Linked DNA regions of Homo sapiens: region 2 is linked to region 1. Evidence: chromatin loops called from intact Hi-C (ENCODE). Cell type or tissue: B cell. All regions are shown on one strand.

Region 1 (8,000 bases):
TCTTTCAGGTACTGTATCTCTTATTCCCTTCCAAAACAAATAAGCACATTCACAAGTTACGCATTTATGGTCAAGAGTCAGAGAAAGGTCTAGGTTGCCTTCTGTGGCAATTTGAAGAAAAATGTGAAGATGTGTACCAGTAAACTTCTTCTAAAATAGTTGATGGGAACCCGTTGATAATCATCACTGAAAGCGATACACCTATATGTATATCAGTAAAACTTTGTCGGCCATCCTTTACTAACAAAGGAATTCTTTTTCTTTCTTTCTTTTTTTTTTGAGATGGAGAGATGGAGTCTTGCTCTTGTTGCCCAGGCTGGAGTGCAGTGGTGCAATCTCGGTTCACTGCAACCTCCGCCTCCTGGGTTCAACCAATTCTCCTGCCTCAGCCTCCCCAGTAGCTGGGATTACAGGCACCCACCACCACACCCGGCTAATTTTTTATATTTTTAGTAGAGATGGGGTTTCACCATGTTGGCCAGGCTGGTCTTGAACTCCTGACCTCAGGTGATCCACCTGCCTCGGCCACCCAAAGTGCTGGGATTACAGGCATGAGCCACCGCGCCTGGCCTCTTTTTCTTTTTTTTTTAAGTAAAAAAAAAATTTTTTTTAGAGAGGGAGCCTCACTATTTTTCCCAGTTTGGTCTTGAACTACTGAATTTAACCCATCTTCCCTTCTTGGCCTTCCAAAGTTAAGAGATTACAGGCATGAGCCACCATGTTCGGCTCAGGTATTCTCTTATGCTTCACAAATATAGTGAGTTGTTATTCACAATGTATTCACAAGTTGTTATTCACAACAATATTCACAAATGTTGTTCATTTTGAAAATGCTGTGATTATTGCTGGGCATGGTGGCTCACGCCTGTAATTCAAGCACTTTGGGAGGTTATGGTGGGAGGATAGTTTGAGCTCTGGACTTTGAGACATGAGCCTGGGCAACATCGAGACCTACTCTCTAAAAAAATAAAACAAAAAGATAAAATTAGCCGGGCTGTGGTGGCTTAGGCCTGCAGTTGTAGCTACTTGGGAGGCTGAGGTGGGAGGATCACTTGAGCTTGGGAGGTCGAGGCTGCAGTGACCCATGATCACGCCATTATGCTCCAGCCTGGGAGGCCAAGTGAGGCCCTGTCTCAAAACAAAATTAAAATTTAAAAAATCTATGATTGCTTGGCATGGTGGCTCATGGCTGTAATCCCAGCACTTTTGCAGGCCGAGGCGGGTGGATTACCTGAGGTCAGGAGTTCAAGACCAGCTTGGCTAACATGGTGAAACCCCGTCTCTACTAAAAATATGAAAATTAGTTAGTCGTGGTGGTGGGTGCCTGTAATCCCAGCTACTAGGGAGGCTGAGGCAGGAAAATCGCTTGAACCTGGGAGGTAGTGGTTGCAGTGAGCCGAGATCATGCCACTGCGCTCCAGCCTGCAGCCTGGGCTACAAGAGCGAGACTCCATCTCAAAAACAAAACAAAACAAAACAAAACAAAAACAAATTGTGATTATAGTTTTATTATTAAGTTTCTTTTGTGAGACTTGTCATTTAAAGCTGTTTAGTGTTGAGAAGTCTCTCAGCAACAGCTAGTTTCTACCTTAATAATTTCAATTCATTTAAAAATAATGTGAGGCAGGAGAATAGGGTTTGGAGGCAGGGAACCTAAGGCTGAGTAAAGTTGACTTCCTAGAACTGAATCAAAAGGAAAACCCCAACTTTCCACACCTAAGTAACAAAAAGACTACTCCCTTTGCAAATCCTCTTCCTTTTCCGCTTGGCAGATGGAAAACTGAAAGTATCTCTGATTGGTTGCAGAAAGCAGATGTTTGTATAGCAGTGTAACTTTGTAACTTCACTTTAGCCTCTGATTGGTTGCTGTCCACAACCAATTAGATGCTTGCATAGGGTGTGACCCTTGTAACTTCACTTTAGCCTCTGATTGCGGGCCACTACTTTATTTACATAGGGTGTACACCAAGTAACCAATGGAAAACCTCTAGAGAGTATTTAAATCCCAGAAAATTCTGTAATGGGGGTCTTGAGCCCCTGTGCTCTGGCAGCTCCTGCAGTCTTGTGGAGTGTACTTTCATTTTCAACGTGTCTCTGCTTTTGTTGCTTCATTCTTTCCTTGCTTTGTGCATTTTGTCCAATTCCTTGTTCGAAACGCCAATAACCTGGTAACATGTTGACTATTTACTATTTTTCTCATAGTGAAGTCAGTTGAACAGCAAGCACATTTCTGTGCTGCCTTGTGATGGAGTACATCATTCAAATTCACTGCATTTACCAAGGAGAAAAAAATGACTCCTGTAAATTGTATGTTGAAATGATATTTAATGTGTACAAGACAAAATCAGTATAGCAGGTACAGAGGTCTGGTTTCTATAATTGCCAACTGAACTCAAACATTTGAAAGATATAATTGCAATGTGTACAGGCGTCTGTTGATTAAAAAGTTGCCTGAGGCCAGGCGCGGTGGCTCACCCCTGTAACTCCAGCACTTTGGGAGGTCGAGGTTGGAGGATGGCTTGAGCTTAGATGTTTGAGACCAGCCTGGGCAACAGACAGACCTACCTCATCTATACCAATACATAAATACATAATTAGCTGGGCTTGATGGCACGCGCCTGCAGTCCCAGCTGCTTGAGAGGCTGAGGTGGGAGGATTGCTTGAGCCTAGGAGGTCGAGGCTGCAGTGAACTGCGTCACGCCACTGCACTCCAGCCTGGGTGACAGAGCTAGACCCTGTCTCAGAAAAAAAAAAAAAAAAAGTTGCCTGAGCCTATCAGATTTTCAAAGTGTTTCATTCAAAAAAGGCTCCCCTCTTGCTATCCCAGTAGAAAGCAGCAACCCTGTCACCTAACCCCGACAGGAGCTCTTGCATATTTCAAGAAAAATAAATAGAATGAACTAAAGCATGCATGGCAGAATAAATTTGGAAATAAATTTCGAAGCGATTAGATTTTAGAGGACTTGTTTGTGATTAGCAGAGATTACCAATGTAAAATCAAATTATAGATCATAAAAGCGGGAAAGGCATTTACAGATCATCCAGCCAAGCTTCCTCTGTAATGAGAAGGAAGCAGATCTAAATTGATTGGTTTGTGAGCTAAACATCACATCAAATTGGGGAAATGGCCCGTGTGTGTGTGTGTGTGTGTGTGTGTGTGTGTGTGTGTGTGTGTATTCTAAGAGACACTTTATTCAATATGGAAAGAATTTTATGCAGCGTTCAAGTTGGTCTTATGTCGTCTGCACACATATACATATATATAAGTATATTATACACATATACATTTCCAAGCATGTTGGTGTGCCAAATATTATGTATAAAACATCTAGGAAAGCAAATAACTTGATGATAGCCTAGCATATAGGAAAGAAAATACTTACATAGGATGGCCATACAGATTAGTGGTTAAGAGTGTCTGGTGAATCTCGGCTCCACTACTGTGGGACTTTGTGTCTTGGTTTCCTCATCTGGAAAATGTAGGTTTGTCTACCTCAGAGAGTGTAAAGATTAAATGAGATAACCCGGATAAAGGATTAGTGTAGTGCCGAGCATATAGTAAACTCTCAATAAATGTAGGTTGCTGTTATTACTTCGTTAATATGTCAAAGAAAAAAGAGGTTGGACCAAAAGAGCATTTTCAAAATAAAGTCAAACTATGTCACTAGCACTTTCAGGTCAATTGGGACTAAATTGGACCCCCTGCGAAAAGGTGGAGGGGATCAAATGACGTCGACCGCCTTAGCAACAGGCCCCCAAAGAAGGTGAATTTCCGTAGCCAATAAGACTCTGTGCTTTGGAGGAGGTAGCCAATGGCTGACGGAAAGAGAAAGAGGGAGGACGCGCCAATTCTCCTGCCTGAGCCTCGGCCCAACAAAATGGCGGCGGCAGCGGTGTCGCTTTGTTTCCGCGGCTCCTGCGGCGGTGGCAGTGGTAGCGGCCTTTGAGCTGTGGGGAGGTTCCAGCAGCAGCTACAGTGACGACTAAGACTCCAGTGCATTTCTATCGTAACCGGGCGCGGGGGAGCGCAGATCGGCGCCCAGCAATCACAGAAGCCGACAAGGCGTTCAAGCGAAAACATGACCGCTGAGCCCATGAGGTAAAACGCAACCCCGTCTCATGGGCCCCAGCGGTCTGGGCCCAGGCACCGTCTGAGTCGGGTGTTTGGGAAGGCGTTCGCTTGGTGGGTTAGGCCTGTGTGTTGCTTAGCCGAAAGAGGCATCGTTTTCTCTTTAGGTGAGAAGGGTTTCGGGGTATCGGCGCAAGGCTCCGACGGGGGTGGGGGTGGGGATGGGGTGGGGGGAGGTGGGGGGGGCGCGGCCTAGGGTATGGGGCGCTTCTTGCAATCTCCCCTAAACGGTGACGCTTGGTCGGGCTCCTCTGTTTATTCTTTGGTGCCTGTGGGATTGAGACCTCGAAGTCGGAGGCGGTCTTTGGTATCCCGGTCATTTTTGCTAATCTTTGGGCCTAGAAACTGCGTGGGGAAGAAGCGGGGGGAGGGTGAGAAGAGGGGGAGGGGTGGGCGGGCGCGAGGATGTGAGATCCCAGGACGACTTAGAGGCGTTTAGGTTGCTGGAGATGGGAAGCACCCGGGCCCTGCGGGATTTTTTTTCTGCAGCCCCAGGAGACAAGCCTTTTTTTGATTGGGTTGTGGTGCAGTTCCAGGTATTTAGGTATCTTTTCTACTCCATATCCTGAAGGATATCCTTGGGTTTATTTCTAGGCGAGGGGGGACTTAACACAGGGTTTTGCTTCCAGAGGACCCTAGTATACTACTTTTTGTGATGTCCAGCCTTAATGGGACCTCAAGTGTTTCCCCACTTTCTGGGCAAATTTCGAGGAGTAATTAGGCCCTATCTTTATTTACTTATTTATTCCATGAAGGATGAAGGGCAGGTTAACGTGGGCTGATGCGAAGTAAGATTTATTGCAAGGGAAAATGCCTGGCAGGCCTCCTCTTAACCAATCAAGCACGTTTATTAGGTTGAAGCTGTTTTTCTGTGTGCTTCTGATTTGCCTCTTGACGGGTCTGAAAATTTGGGTAGTCAATATGAAATGTATACACTTTTACCCAGGTGGCTGGCTGGCGTTTCAGTTTGACATTTGAATTTTCATCCCACAATGTGAATTAAGTAATTTTTTTACTCGGAGATGCATCCTTGGCGTCCAGTGGCAAAATAAAATTACAAGGAGCATGGGTCAGAATTGCATTTCAAGTTGGCGAAATGTGCCTTTGAGTAACTCTTAGATTGGCATATGTTTTTAGAGCAATTTAGCTAGAATGTAGAATTGGGCAATGAGCCTATGATACGTATGTCTGTATTTCTGCATGAACAAGCAGTAGATTATATTTTCTTTACCTTGGGGAAAGATATGCTTCAGTTCTTAGATTGTAGATCTCTAGTTGTGTACACGATTGTGGCCTTGGTTTCTGAATTTGTCAGTAGGCTCAAATACAACAAATCTTTATCTGTGGGGTATTAGGCACGTAAGTGGTACCCAGTATAACTTGTTGGCCTGTAATTACCAGGCACTCATGTTCATATGCATGGATGGTGTACCTTACAGTTAAATTATGACCTCTAGATTTTACTAAGTTTCACAAAGTCTACATTTGAAACTATAGTTTGAAGTCGGATCTTCTCAGTTTCTTTAGAATGAACAAATTACGTATATAGAATTTCTGAATAGAATAATTAATTTTACACAAGGGTCAGTTTTTCTTACTAGTCTTGGATTTTTGTAGATCTTGATGATAAGAGTAATAATCATAACTAAGTTGAGTGCTTATTGTCGTTCTTTATAATCTTGATGAATTCTCAAACCTGTGAGGTAAGTACTTGGTTTTGCCCATTTTACCGATGAGGAGGAAAGTGAGACATAGATCAAGAACTTGACCGAAGTTATACAGCTTGTAATTGGTGGAGCTGGAATTGAACCCCATCTTGACTTCACAGCTTATGTTCTTAACCACAAGGCATTAATGCCCCCTTCAGCTGCCAGGTCTAACCTGATTATGACCATTTAAATTTAGCCCAAGTGTTACAATGAAAGAAGTTCATATTACCTACTCTGATTTGTTGCAGGTCTATGATTTTGTAGCTGTTTATAATGTTACATTTTTTGTGTCCAGGTGTACTATGTAGTGAGATAACTGAAATATTTAATGCTAGGAGAGTCTTAAGCTACATGAAAAACCTCTAGTAAAGAACTGCATATATGCATGTAGGGAATTAATTAAAAAGTGTGACACTCCCTGATGATTTACTATGAAAGAGCTCCAAGTAGGTGTTCAGAACTGTCTCAGGCTGAAGTGTCATCGATCTCCTAAACCATAATCATGGTTAAAGGAGAATCTGACAGGTAATGCTTGAGTTGAACCCACAGTACCAAATCCCTCTTGAGTCTTTTCTAATGTGAGGCAGAAATAATATAAGCATTATTGTTAATATTATTTTACACAGTAGTTCCAGATTTTCTCTTTATCAAATATTTTGTCAAGCACTTAAAAAGCAGGAACAAAGACTAGTTCTAATTTTTACTTGTGTTTATAAAAAAAAGTAATATTCTAGGATTCTGTGGTGGAAAAATGGCCAGAAGACAAGAGGAAGGAAAATAAACCGATGACCTGGCTAAAACATACACTGACTAATCAGTGGCTCAGTCTTTAAAGGTTTTGTTGTTTTTAAAGGATTTTTTTGGTTGTTTGTGTTGTTTGAAATAAGATTGACTTGCTTCTGGCATTATAAAAGATAAGGTCTTTTATAATCACCAAGCTCTCAATGTAGTACTTGGGTACCTGGGTGTCACTGCTGATTATTTTTTAATTTTTAAATTTATTTTTTTGAGACAGAGTCTCACTTTGTTGCCCAGGCTGGAGTGAAGGGGCGTGATCTTGGCTTACTGCCGCCTCCGCCTCCCAGGTTCAAGTGATTCTCATGCCTCAGCCTCCCAAGTAACTGGGATTAACAGGTGTGTGCCACCACGCCTGGCTAATTTTTGTATTTTTAGTAGAGAGGGAGTTTCACCATATTGGCTAGGCTGGTCCTGAACTCCTGGACTCAAGTGATCTACCTGCCTTGGCCTCCCAAAGTGCTGGGATTACAGGTGTGATCCACCGCGCCTGGCTCTCTGCTGGTTATTCAGGGCCCAAGGGCTCTTCAGTTATCAGGTGATGTATGCTGCTAGGACTGGGACCTTCCCTTCAGGGCAGCAGATTCCCTTCTGGCCCAGGATGTGTCTAGAATTGTCATCCTGGAGCTAGGGCCTGGAATGGAGGCTTCATGACTGATGAACTTTAATTTGTTTTCTTTATTTTTATTTTTTTTGAGATGGAGTCTCACTCTGTTGCCCAGGCTGGAGTGCAATGGCACCATCTTGGCTCACTACAACCTTTGCCTCCTGGGTTCAAGCGATTCTCCTGCCTCAGCCTCCCAAGTAGCTGGGATTACAGGCAAGTGCCACCACACCTGGCCAATTTTTGTATTTTTAGTAGAGACGGGGTTTCACCATGTTGGCCAGCCAGGCTGGTCTCAAACTCCTGACCTCAGGTGATCTGCCCGCCTCTGCCTCCCAAAGTGCTGGGATTACAGGTGTGAGCCACTGCGCTTGGCCTTAATTTATTTGCATATAAAGATTTCAGTATTGGGAGATTTGGTGAAATTTGTCATTCTAATCCTTATGGCAATTGATTACTTGAAAAGCTGACAGCTATATTACCTTGTTATTGATCTTAAATATAAAAAGGCAGAAGTTGTCTAAATTGAGAGATTTTGAATGTCTTAGAAAGTATCTGTTAAGGTGGTAGTTTACAAGCAGTTACATTGTAACCTAATTGTTGAAAAATGTTATCTGTGAAATACTTGCATTTCCACTATGAAAAGCATGAAACCAGGCCCTTGGAGGGGGAGGAGATGCAAATTTTATAAAGGTTTTTAAAAAGCATTTAAATATCAATGGCTTGGTTATGTAATGGGTTGGGGTGAAAAGAAAGACATTTG
Region 2 (8,000 bases), 92 kb after region 1:
AGATATTTGTTAGTTACGATTAACCAAGTAGAGCATATGTCTTTAGATTGCTTCTGGACACATGTATGTGTCGAAGGCTACTGATACCCAGTTGTCATTATACTTCAGTTTCGTTGTTTTCCAGTTTGAGAACAGGTGTTCATTGTTTCTGTTATTGTTGTGGTTCACTTCAGTGGTTTACCTAAAGTCAGACAACTGAAGACTTCCAACAGATAGATATTAAACTGTCTTTATATTGCCCCAAAGGTGTTTGAGGTGGATGTTAAGGGCATGAACTCCATGGTTGTGAAATCTCTCAAAACTTGGTATCTAGAGTCTGCTAAGCATTATTATAGCAACTCATAACAAGGTCCTTTGCCTGATACACAGGTCCACAACTGTGGTTTTGGGAATTTTTTGACCTACTGTAAAAAAAAACTGAATCCAGTAAAATATATTGATTATACTGGCAAAATGAGGGTAAGTTTAGTATCTCAAAGCAAGTTGTAGAAGTTACTTCATGCCATATGTTAGCTTAGAGAAGAATGAAACATATTTAGATCCTTGAAACTCCCTACTTCTCTTGAGATCTGATTACTTCTGCATCTTTGTTTTGTCTTTGTTGACTGGGGCCATGATCATTTTGCAGCAGTGTATTCCCCGCAGCATGCCACAGCAACCATGTAAAAAACGAGAAATTTAATCTTCAGCCAAGGAAACCTGGCAGTAAATGAGAATTAGTTTTAATTTTTATTTTTTTGCATCTGTGTTCCTTATGTGGTAGAGAATTAGTTTTTGAAGTTCCTTTTAGAAAAATATTCTAGGCACATAAATAGCATCTCATTATATCACTGTATTGAAGTTGCTATAGGGAAATAGCTAATTGTAGGGATGCCGTTTCGAGAATTTTATTCACTTTTATATTTATGTCTCACATCTAGGGAACTAGCTCTTCAGAAAAATCCAAGTCTTCAGGATCGTCACGATCAAAGAGGTTGGTTGATGTTGAAGGGACAAAAAGTTATTTTCTTTTTCAGGTTATTTTCTGTTTCTAAAACCATGTTTTTTTCTGAACTCATGTCAACCACTATTCTGAGTTAACTATTCTATACAAATATACATATTTGAAAATGATTAGCATAATATAATGAATCCCTTTGTATCTATCACCTGATTTCAACAATTATTATTCATTCTAACTTTGAATTCTAAAGGGTTTTTAAGGATTTATTATATATTAGTGGCCCTTGCAATATGTAGTTTATTTCATTAGACAATATATGTCCTTGAAAAAGGACAAAATAATTGTTGAATGCCTATGAGGCAGTGGGTTTTTTGGGTTATATGAAATTGTCTAGGATGGGAAGTTAGTCATCATAGTTGTAAGTTATAAGGAGAAAAAAGAGTGGTAAAAAACACTTTTTTCTGCTAAATTGTCAACTCAAGTCATACATAAAAACTGAAACTTTTCTAACATAATGTAGTACCCAATATACTATGCAGTATAATTGTTATTAGAAGTTTGCCGCTTAGTCTATTGGACTTTCATTGTTTCTAACCAGTGGGAATGTCTCTTAAAAACCAAGCTTGTTTGATATTAATTTATTCTCTGAAGTAGTGATTCTTAAAGAAGAGTGTCCTCCAGGGTCTCCCTGGTAGCTTTTTCAGAATGCGTATGCCTTGGTCCTGCTCCAGACCTACTGAATCATAATCTTCAGTGATATGGTATAGACATACATGCTTCCCTAGGTGATTCTGATGTGCTTCCTTGTTGAGACCCACTGCTCAATCTCAACATGTTATTTATGTTCTTTGGGTATTGTTCCAGTTGTCAGAAACATTCATAATTCTATGAACTTAATTCTTTCATAGGAAACCTTCAATTGTAACAAAGTATGTAGAATCAGATGATGAAAAACCTTTGGATGATGAAACTGTAAATGAAGATGCGTCTAATGAAAATTCAGAAAATGATATTACTATGCAGAGCTTGCCAAAAGGTAATGTGTGTTAATTTTTCATGAAGTTAAAGTTGAAATGAATTTTTAAACATCATTTTTATAAAATTGGAACTTGATTACTGTTAACTATGTACAAACGACCAAACATGGCATTTTCCTAGTGGTTGTCTAGAAATATATTTGTATGCCAATGATAATATGTGTTATTGAAGTTAAAAATTTGGAATATTCAGTTGGTTTTGTAAAGAATGAAATCTATTTTTTTCTTTCCTTTGAGTTTTAGACAAGGGGCTTTAGTTTCCAAATTATACTTCAGTGTGTAAGCAGGTTTAAAAATTTAATATATTAGGTTTTGGTTCAGTCAATGTTAATGTGCTTGCTTTATACAAAAATGTAATGACTGTTCCTGAAAACTTAAAAATCATGTACAGTCTAGTTTAGTCTTATTGCATTCTTAAATTCCCTAAGGCTAAAAGCTGAAGTTAACTATCATAGATAGATTTAGTTGTATTTCTTGCTGTTATCTTTTTTAAAAAACTTTGTCACATACCTCTCAACTGTTGAAGTTCTAACCATAAAACCTTGTTAATAAGAATAGGGAACAATAGCCAAATGAATATCTTGGACTCTTCATAGCTCAAGTCTGAGAGCAATATAATTGGATGATGAGAATGACAGGGAACTTGGTTCAAAGAGTCAAATTTTAGATTTTTTTTCTTTGTTAAATAATATGTTGTAGTCTCTTGGCACATTTTTCAAATTCATTCTCATAGATCTTTTACAGCAGTGCTTATTAAACCTTGTTCCCTGTCTATGTTTTTATGACATATTTTCAAATTATGGAAGTTTAAAAAATACAGTAGGTAGGAGGGATGGGACTTTCCTTGACTAGGATAAATTAGAAGTTACAAAAGGTGATAAATGAAATGAGGAAAGGAAATTAATGAAAGAAGAGAGATAGGGGCCTACCGCTTACTTAGTTTTGCAAATCATTTATGACAATTTTATGTAATGGTTTTGGTGGCCAAGGGCAGAAACAACTAACATGGGAGTCTAAGTCCCATAGGTGGTGACTTACTTTGGATTTTTACATTCTCAGTGGTTGTCACTGGGAGTGTTTATGATGTAAGAAATAGGAATTCAAACTTTTGTTTTAATTGTACTGTGGAAGAAAGTCAGCATATGATGTTACTAACCTGAACTATGCCTAATTCTGTCAGACCAAAACAAAAACAGACCCGTTTCATAAGGTTAAATTTGGGTGTTTATATTATTGTTGTAATATTTATTGAGTATGTATAAGTACCAGGCTCTTACAGAATTAACTCCTTTAATCCTCAAAACAACACTGTAAGGTAGTTATTATTTTGCTTGTAGAGATAAAGGAACAAATTCAGAACCCAAGGAACTTTTTCAGCTTTAAATTGAGAAGCTAAGATTTCAACCCAGGTCTGCTTGAATCCAAAGCCTAGTGAGTGCTCTTTTCACTCTGCTGCTTTGCTTCCAATTCTCCCTAGAAGAAATCTAGGGAGAATTCAGTTTTTTTTTTTTTTTGTCGTTGTTGTTAATTTAAAATCTTTAGTTCTTTTCAAATGCTGGGGCTTCTCTGAGTGTCTACATGCAATGATTGCTGTGAATAACTTTTTTTTGGTGGGGATTATTTAATTTTACTACAATCTGTAAAATCTCAATCATCTGTGTCCTCCCCCCCCCCACCCTTTCAGAGACTCAGAAACTCATTTAACAACTAGATGCTATAACTTGTCAAAATTTGCTTGTTGAATAACATAGAGCCATATTTCAGAGAAAGCCCCTGGTGACTACCTGCTTTTTTTTCCTTAATTGTTGCCAATGATAGCCAGTTACTAAGCCCAGCAATGTAGGTAAACATTGAAACCTAAACCCTTTTTACTATGCCTGTCTTATTTGCTCTTGAGAGAACTAATGAAAACTTAAATTGACAGCCTCTCTCTTCAATTCACATGTTTTATAGTTAAGGAAGGACATTCTTTCTAAAATATTAACATAGGGATCAACAAATGATCTCATTCTACAATTTATTGTTAGGGTACTTCAGCTAAAGTATCTTAATCTGTTAAAACTCTTTAAGGACTTTACAGAGTAGTGAAACTTTGACATACCAGTTGGGAAATGCTGCAGTATAGATACAGGAGTAATAGAATGAACTTCATTTCCCCCACCAATACCCCTCCCTTGCAATATAAAACTACCCTTAAAAATCTTTCTGAGTTTATGATTTGGATTATGAAAATAGGATGTCTTTAAAAATTTTTTCCCTCTGAACCACACATATTTTATGAATTCTTTATGGAACTTAGCATAGATGTTCATATTCATAACAGCTTTTGTGATAGGCACTATAAAAATTCAGAACTGGGTTGAGGCTTTCTGTTTGATTCACACATTTGTTTTGTAATCACTCCATAATACCTCCCTTTCCTGTTTTTATGAACTATATTTCAACAAATAAACTGTTGACACCTGGCCCTTTTACTATTTCCCTGTTTTATTTACTTTTGTGAGGTCCTTACACCAATATCTAAAGCTTGAAAGAAACAAACTATGTACCAGCAATGTTGGCTTTATCTGAACTGAAGTCTTGTACTTCACTTGCACATTTAATATGTGTAATGGTTTTTTAAATGAAATCATTCTAGGTACAGTGATTGTACAGCCAGAGCCAGTGCTGAATGAAGACAAAGATGATTTTAAAGGGCCTGAATTTAGAAGCAGAAGTAAAATGAAAACTGAAAATCTCAAAAAACGCGGAGGTAAATACAAGTGAAAATGAAACATGAATTTAAATTGCTGTTTATGACCATATTGGAAAATCGGATGTGCTTACTAAAAATACCTCCACTTTTCTGCCTTTTGTTTATTAAAAGCACTACTTAAATATAACTTCTGTTTCTCTCTGAGCTCTGAAGCAGAAAAGGTTAAGCACCATTTATCGAAACACCTTTGCCTTCAGTGGCTATTAAGTTATCTCAAGAAGCGTAGCATTTCCTTCTTCCACATGTTCTATAATACATATATGCCATAATACTATGTTTTCCCCCCAACCCTAAAATAATTTTAGATTCATGCAAAATCTTGTCTGTGGCCTACAGGTAACTTTATATATATTTAGAGTTGGATAGAGTGACGTACATCTGCATTAGTATTAGTTGGGGTATTATAAATGCAAGTCCCTTGACTCCACTCCTCACAAATTAGAATTTCTGTTGATGAGGTCAAGAATGTACTCCAGTTTGTTCTTGTGTACACTGAAGTTTCAAATCCACTAATCTAAGAATGGCAACATGGACATAAGTAGGAAGGAGTAGGGAGCTAGAGCTGATAACCCTCCCTCTGTCTTCCAGAGGCACCTCTCCCTTTGTCTGTCTATCTTCCCTTAAACACACAAACGGTGGGGAGTGGTGGCTCACACCTGTAATACCAGCACTTTAGGAAGCCAAGGCAGGAGAATTACTTGAGTCCTGGAGTTCGAGACCAGCTTGGGCAATATGGTGAGACCCCATATCTACAAAAAATAAAAATATCAGCTGGACATAGCGGCGCATGCCTGTAGTCCTAGCTATTCTGGAGGCTGAGGTGGGAGGATCACTTGAGCCCAGGTGATCGAGGCTGCAGTGAGCCGTGATTGCACCACTGCACTGCAGCCTGGATGACAGAGTGAGACCCTGTCTCAAAAAAATTAAAACACACACACACACACACACACACACACACACACACACACACACACTCTAATATTGGCTAACCATCTATAAAAAGTTTGCATCAGAAGGATTCATTTAGAAATAATAGTGGACTATGTGTCCCACTTGTTTGTGTGTGATTCTTAAATGGTGCCTATATATATTTTGGGGCAGCTTAATAAAGCCAGAATTCATAACTATAAAAGGAATGAATCTCCAAATGATAGAACATGACACTAAATTTCTAAGTAGAAGTGTAGTGAAAGCATATCCATTTAATATTGATCAGATTATATAATTGTGAAATTATAGTGAAGTTCTTATATTGGTGAAATTTTGTGTGGATTTTTATTTTAATGCTATGATTATCTTGCTGGAACCAGTAAAATATATCTATTTTTATAACATATTTTATATATTCATTTTCCGATTAAATAATTTGTAAGGTTGTTGGCAAAAATAAAGGAAATATTATATAGTCTTTTGTCCACAAAGGGGTAGTCAACTCCTTTTGAGCATAAGGAATCTTTCTGAGAATCTAGTTCATGGTAGGGAAACTGCCATTGCAGCAACAGAGCTCATTAAAGCTAAGGTAGTAGTCTTAAAATTTAAGAGAATCCTCAATTATAAAGTGATGGTAAAGATCAGTAGTAAGAGTTTCTTTCCTCTGATCATAGGTTCTCTAGAGAAGACAAATAACTAAGTGTTCTGCATTGTGTACACTTAGTGTACAGAGTGTCTAAATGGTGTTATTTTTGGGAAGGGACCCTGTAGCAGTCAGTGTCTGAAATGTGGATAAGGGCTGAAAGAATAAAAGAACCACTGTTGTTGACGAGGGTATTCCTAGTGCCACTTTGGTATGCTGCTGACATTTGGTCTCAGCTGATAAGTTTCAGGAACATTTTATTGAATGATCTGTGTAGGAATGTTTTGGTATCACGCTTAAGGGAATACATGCATTTATAGCCATCAGTAGCACTTAAATCTTTCACATCTATTTTCATCTTAATGATTTGTTACATTTTTAAGCTGTCAGAAATCACACAGGAAATTTAACACTAGGTTTACTTTATATACACATATATAGATAAATTGGTGATCTGAAATACTGAATTGGTGTAGTTAATATTTAAACTTTTTAAGAAAGCTGGTTCCAAATTGAAGCCTAACTTAGGAAACTGTCAAGAATGTAAACTTTCTTGTATTACAAGAAATGTAAGACATTACAAGAATGTAAGACAATATATAAAGTCTTATATTGATTTGGAATAATATTATAACACAAAGATACGGTTAAAGTTAACATTTCAGGAGCTGATTTTTTAAAAAATTTTCAGTATCATACCCTATTTTGACATTCTCTTCCCAGTTTAATTGTTAGAAAGTATATTTTACACCTAACTTTTTTACATGACACAATAATTTTGTTCTATTTAAAACCATTAAAATCTATTGAGCTCAGAAATGAAAATGCCTCTTTTCCATTTATACCCTGTGTTACAATTTTAAATATATTTCATAATTAAAAATAAAAAATTTAAACATGTATACAGCAACAAGTACATAAAGTAACATTTCAACATTTTACCATATTTGCTTCAGATCTCACTTAAGTAAAATATTGGTTCAGTCCTACTCTCATCCATTTCCCCTTCTTCCCACCCCACAGGTAATGATTATATTGAAGTTTTATGCATGTGCATGTGTGTGCATGTTTTTCTATGTTTTTTATATATGTATTCATAAAACATTTTTCATTTAAAAGTATAACAAAATAATATGCTGTATATATCATTTGGGAACGTTTTTCATTTAACATTGTTTTTGAATTGTATTCATGTCAGTAAATGTACATCTAGTTTGTTTATTTTTCACTGCTCTATAGAATTATGTTATATCAATAAGCCACTATTCATTTCCCACATAGGAAGTTATTCCCAATTTTTCATTTTCTAATTTTCTAATTAGTGCTGTGGTGAATATCCTTATATTTGATTCCTTGTGCACATGTGGGAGAAAATCTCCAAAGAATTACCTAGTTTTGTTTAATTCTTGAGCGATGTATGCACCAAAGCACATAGAAGATACTTAGTAAGTATTACTTAACACTGGATGAACATTCAGATTCTACATTTTATTTATCTTGTTAGTTTATCTGAATGAAATCATTGTTTGAAATGAAAAAGTATGGTGTGGTGTATTTGTTTCTGTTAAAACAAATACAGAATATATGAATACCCAAGATCAAACTGGTGTTTGTAAATAATGTGATTATAATACATTAGGCTTGTAATGCCTGCTATTAGGTAGGTTGAGATAGGAGGATTGCTTGAACTCA

The links. A loop is a pair of places that touch in the nucleus more often than their neighbours do. Peaks named below come from ENCODE experiments on the same cell type or tissue, not always from the same donor. Only the 100,000 strongest peaks of a DNase experiment are listed, where the experiment ranks them.
Region 2: it touches region 1 in a loop (2.6-fold over the local background); 5 of 110 quality-filtered maps call a loop at or near these places.

What each region holds. Positions count from the first base shown.
Region 1 is chrX:77,782,081-77,790,080 of GRCh38, reverse strand. ATRX (ATRX chromatin remodeler) reads left to right here and starts at 3,865. Exons shown (of 35, transcript NM_000489.6): 1 at 3,865-4,099. The coding sequence starts at 4,080. RefSeq lists enhancers at 3,792-3,981, 3,992-4,101 and a silencer at 4,202-4,251. In B cell, no CTCF peak of the experiment used is centred here; DNase peaks (open chromatin) are centred at 1,820, 3,140 and 3,930; H3K4me3 peaks cover 4,213 bases; H3K27ac peaks cover 3,358 bases.
Region 2 is chrX:77,690,556-77,698,555 of GRCh38, reverse strand. ATRX (ATRX chromatin remodeler) reads left to right here. Exons shown (of 35, transcript NM_000489.6): 4 at 921-973; 5 at 1,852-1,979; 6 at 4,619-4,732. Among named protein-coding and RNA genes, the nearest start is that of ATRX, 92 kb to the left of the region's middle. In B cell, no CTCF peak of the experiment used is centred here; no DNase peak of the experiment used is centred here; H3K4me3 peaks cover 598 bases; H3K27ac peaks cover 2,268 bases.